2 separate regions of the Homo sapiens genome follow, and region 1 is linked to region 2. Evidence: chromatin loops called from intact Hi-C (ENCODE). Cell type or tissue: heart left ventricle. All regions are shown on one strand.

What was found. A loop is a pair of places that touch in the nucleus more often than their neighbours do. Peaks named below come from ENCODE experiments on the same cell type or tissue, not always from the same donor. Only the 100,000 strongest peaks of a DNase experiment are listed, where the experiment ranks them.
Region 1: a loop joins it to region 2, with 4 times the contacts of the local background. A loop is called at or near these places in 19 of 110 quality-filtered maps.

The regions. Positions count from the first base shown.
Region 1 is chr11:126,391,017-126,393,516 of GRCh38, reverse strand. All of the region lies in intron 1 of ST3GAL4 (ST3 beta-galactoside alpha-2,3-sialyltransferase 4), which reads right to left. Among named protein-coding and RNA genes, the nearest start is that of ST3GAL4, 37 kb to the right of the region's middle. In heart left ventricle, a CTCF peak has its summit at 1,350 (motif pointing right); no DNase peak of the experiment used is centred here; H3K27ac peaks cover 2,350 bases.
Region 2 is chr11:126,309,532-126,312,031 of GRCh38, reverse strand. The region is part of intron 2 of DCPS (decapping enzyme, scavenger); the gene reads right to left. Among named protein-coding and RNA genes, the nearest start is that of TIRAP-AS1, 6.5 kb to the right of the region's middle. RefSeq lists an enhancer at 545-614. In heart left ventricle, a CTCF peak has its summit at 1,365 (motif pointing left); a DNase peak (open chromatin) is centred at 1,331.

The DNA of each region.
Region 1 (2,500 bases), 81 kb before region 2:
CATCAAAGTCAAAAAGACCTCACTCTCCCCGTCCCCATCCCCCTCCTCCTGAGCCATCTGGGCCCTGGGTATGGAAACACATTCAAGGTGACATTGCTCCCCCGGCCCACACAATCACCTCTACTCTGCCTAAACCCAACCTCTTCTGGACCCCCTGATATCCTGCCCCAGTGCCTGCAAGGGGCGGGCCACCCAGCTACCCACCTCACATACCTTGCCAGCCCACGCAGTTGGGCAGCCATGTTTGAGTTAGCAAGCAGGTCAGATGAAACTGGTTCACCTGAGCCTTCTCTCCTCTGGCCAAGACCTGTGCCCTAGGCACTGGCTACCGAGACTAAACCCTGTCTCTGCTACTTGCAAGGCATGTGACTGCAGACTCTGCCCCGTCTCTATAAAAATAAAAATAAAATTAGCCGGGTGTGGTGGCACACACCTGTAGTCCTAGATACTTGGGAGGCTGAGACAGGAGGACCCCCTGAGTCCAGGAGATCGAGGCTGCAGTAAGCTATGATCGTCCCCCTGCACTCTAGCCTGTCTCAAAAAAAAAAAAAAAAAAGAACAGGAGTTGGTCGTGTTACAAATGTTGAGAGATCTGGAATCAGTGGTTGGGACCCAAGCCCAGACCTCTCTTCCGGCCTCCTCTCCTCCCAGCCACAGTTTCCTCCCTGCATGGGGTTCAGACCACCCAGTCCAGAGAAGCTTCCTCACTCCCCCACATCCAGCTCTGTCACATCATGCTGCTTTATTAACTTTGTGGCAGTTAAACCACACTGTCCCAAGTACCAATTAGACCACGCACTCCCAGCAAGCAGGGACTTCTTATGTCCCATAGTATCTCCAGCACTAAATTTAATGCCTGACACATGGTAGATAACTGACAAATATTTAAATGAATGGAGGTCTGAATTCATCAGCAAACAATAAGATGACTGTGAGCAGCAAGTTGCATCAAGTTAAAACAAGCCAGGCTTATTCTGAAAAGACCTGGGCATCTAAGGCACAAGGGGCTTGCTAGAAGCTCACACTGGGAGCTGGCAGAGCCAGCGCACTTTCTGCCAAATGCATGTCGATGAGCTCACAAGGACCTGCTTTATCCCCAGGCAAATGAAGTGGCTTCTGCAGAACTGGAGGTTGTCATGTCCGACTGATCTTAACCACTTACCAGCTCCATGTCTGCTGCACCATATCAGAACTGATGTCCGACAGTAAACTCTGTGCAGTCCCAGGAGAGCTGCAGGCTTGAGGACACCCTAATACCCAGGAAATCTCCTTCCTTCCTACTTACTTCCTCCTAACGGGGGTCAACCTGAGATGAAACCCCAGGACCAAGCCCCAGGAAGCGCAAGGTACATGTGGCCTCCAGGAGGAGCCAGTGAAAAGGGGTACGGACTCAGGCCCACAGGCCAATCCAGCCTCTGCAGTCACTGGTCAGGTGACCTTGACAATCTCAAAGCCTCAGATTCCTCATTTGTAAATTACGTGTAACTGCCTTCAGGTCAGTGGTGTTAAGGAAAATAATTTTATATATACACATACACACACATACACACACACACACACACACACACACACACACACACGACCAAGTTATCACAGGTGTTCTGAGCCTCAAAACACACCCCAGTATTTCCACTTCACAACATTAGGTATGGGCCAAACACAGAGCAAGAACTCTGTATCTGGAGGGTGTCAGTGACGCTGGGTTCTGCCCTCCCCAGACACATGGCAGCCCCTCTCAATTCAAGCGCTGGCCCAGCCCAACAAAGAGAGAGATCCACTGCCACTGGCCCCACCACGACCCCAATCACACTCAGCTCTCCTCCTGGCTGCTGGGTCCACACCAGATGCTACACAGGACCTTGTAGCAGCCAGGGAGGCAAGGAGAGGCACTGCCACCCAGGCTCTGCCCTGCACTGAATGCAGATCCACCTACTGAGACAGACTCAAGGACTCATTCTTGGGGTTAGGTAGGAGAAGTGGTGAGGAAAAGGAAGGAGACCACACTGGGGAAGTCACACTCTGTCTTTCCAAGAGCCGCACCTCCTAAAGTCAGCACCCAAGCCCCTGATTCATCGCTCTCCGAAACAGCACCCCCACTCCAGAACAGACCTTTTCAGAACTGTTCCACCACTCAGCAGGCACAAGGTTGCTAAGTGCTCAAGACATCATGCTTTGAGCAAGTCAGGCATAATGCATGCAATCAACAAATACTTGAATATATCAGCACTCCCATAAAACAAAAAGAAAAAAAAAAAACAAGGAAGCAAAGGGAAAAGCAAGGGACAGGATAGGATCAAGCAACTGCACTTCTGGGTATATCCCCAAAATATTTGAGACCAGGATGTCAAAGAGATATCTGTACACCCGTGGTCACAGCAGCATTATTGACTTTGCAATAGCTAATGTGGAAGCAACCCCCAAGCGTCCATCAGTGGATGAACGGATCCACAAAATGTGGTCTACGCATACAATGGAATATTATTCAGCCTGAAAAAGAAAG
Region 2 (2,500 bases):
TCGAACCCGGGAGGCAGGGGTTGCAGTAAGCCAATATCGCGCCATTGCACTCTAGCCTGGATGACAAGAGCAAAACTCCGTCTCAAAAACAAACTAACTAACTAACTCAATAAATAAAGTTTCATTTCTATTCATGTCTATTAGTCCATGTGTAATAGACCATAATGTGAAACATATCTCTCACTGCGGGCAGTGGCTAAAGTTGTGAAAACTTCCTTATGTGTTTCATAACCTACCCACTGAGGTAAGTTCAGTTTCTAACCTAATTTAACAGAAAATAACTGAAGCTACTTCCCCAACTTCATCTGTAGTACACACCCCTGCCACCATCCCACCCCATCACTCCTGACATAACAGCCTCATTTCTGTTCTTCTTTCCATCCCCAGAACACGTGCTATTCCTCAGCCCAGAGTGTTCTCCCCTCTTTGCACAGCTGGCTTCTTCCCATCTTTCAGGCCTCAGCCTGGGTGTCAGCTCCACTGCAGAGAGCCCTCCTAGAGCCCTGGTCTGAGTAGGCTCTCTCCTGCTCATGGCCACTCAGACATCTGCTTCCTTGTTTGCTGTCTGCCTTCCCCACTAGAACTGCAAAGACAGGGAGACATCGGTTATCTTCACCAACACAGACCTTGCTTCTACTAGAGTAGCTGGCACATAGCAGACACTTCACATTTGTTAAATGAATAAAGAAATGTCCCAGGTCCTCATGGTTAGCAAATGGCAAAGCCAGGATTCGCACCCAGGTCTGCCTGACGTGAGGCTTGTTCTCAGCACTGGCACTGTGCTAAAACTCAGAAACAGCATGTTGCTGCCCCAGTGCATGCCATGAGAAAGCATGAGTGCCCCAGCATGACTAACTCCTAAAGCCCATGCTCTCTCCATTATGTCGTTGGGATGGACATTGCAGCTGGAAGGATGAGTGGCTCACACGAGCAGCCTCTTGCAGTCAGCTGAGAACGTGGAGGGGATAAACGAATGAGGAGACTGCAAAACCTCCAGACTTGAAGAGGAAAAGAAAGTTGCCAGTGACCAGAGGAATACCAGAAAAAAATCAGCTGAGCCCATGATTTCTACTGTGGCCAGCTCAGAAATGAGGGGTGGGGGCTCCCCTAGGCAAACAGTATTCTAGGAAGGAGGTCTAAAGAAGCAGCCAGAGACAGCAGAAAAACTCAAAGGCACAACCATGCAGGGGGACAGAGGGCTGAGGCTGCAGGAACTGCACATTCAGGGCCCTCGGGGTGGGCAGCATTGAGTTGACTCCAAGGCTGGGACTGGAGAGGGAGGTCCCAGGCTCTGACTTAGCTGGCCTTCCCACAGAGGGGACAGCTGGAGTGGGCCACAGGACTATTTTGGCAATGCTGCCACCTTGTGGCTGTGGAATGCCCAGCCCACAGGAAAACAAATCTACACATAGGTCAGTTTGTGGGTTCATTCTTCACTTATTGAAAGCACCTAATATGGGCGACATGGCTCCAACCTTCGAGGACCTCACCCCTTATATCCAGGCAGTGACCAAACTCTCCTCTTTTCACCACTATGTCCCCACCCCTGACCCCAAACAAGACTGTGAGGGCAAGGATGGTATCTTACTCATCTCTGAAGCTACGGTACGCGGCATAGGGCCTGGCACATGAGACTAATAACAGCAGCTACTACTTAGTATTGTGCTCAGTGCTTTTAAGTACATTAGCGCATCGGATTCTTGAATTGCACCTATGAGACCTCCAAATGGAGATGTCAAGGAGGGCTTTATTTCAATATGAGCCCGGAGTTCTTGGAGAGGTCAAGGATGGAGAAATAAAGGTGGGCGTCGCCGGCATACAGATGGTGTTTTTTTAAAGACCAGTGCCTCTCAAAGTTTTACGTGCATATGGCTCACCAGGGAGTTGTGCTAAAATGCAGACTCCAGTGATTCTGTAGTCTGAAATGGGGAGGAGATTCTGTTTTACCAGACTCCCAGGTGGTGCGAATACTGCTGGTTCACAAACCACACTTTGAGTGGTAAAAATCTGGAACAGAGGTTAACAAACTATGGCCAGCTGGACCTCTATTTGTACAATCAGCAAACCAAGAGTGATATTTTCATTTTCACAGGGGTTGAGAAAAAGAAGAAGGAAGGAGAAGGCAGAAAAGGCAGAAGAAGAAGGGGTTGGGAAGGAAGATGGGAGGAAAAGAAGAAGAGGAGACAGAGACCATTTGTGCCTCACAAGGCCTAAAATATTGACTCTTTGGTTTTTGACAGAAAAAGTTTGACAATCCTGACCTCAAATATCACCCAGGGAAAAGCTATGCAGCTAAACAAGGGAGCAACCGGGCCCTGAAGCAAACCGCTGCGACTTCCAAATCCCCATCCCTAGTTTTGGTAGGAAAAGCAGGAGCGAAAGGCACCGCATGTACAGTCGGCCCTCCGTATTGTGGGTTCCATATCTGTGGATTCAACCAAATGAAGAATAAAAATACTTAAAAAAAGAAGGACATTGCGTCTGTATTGAATACGTACAG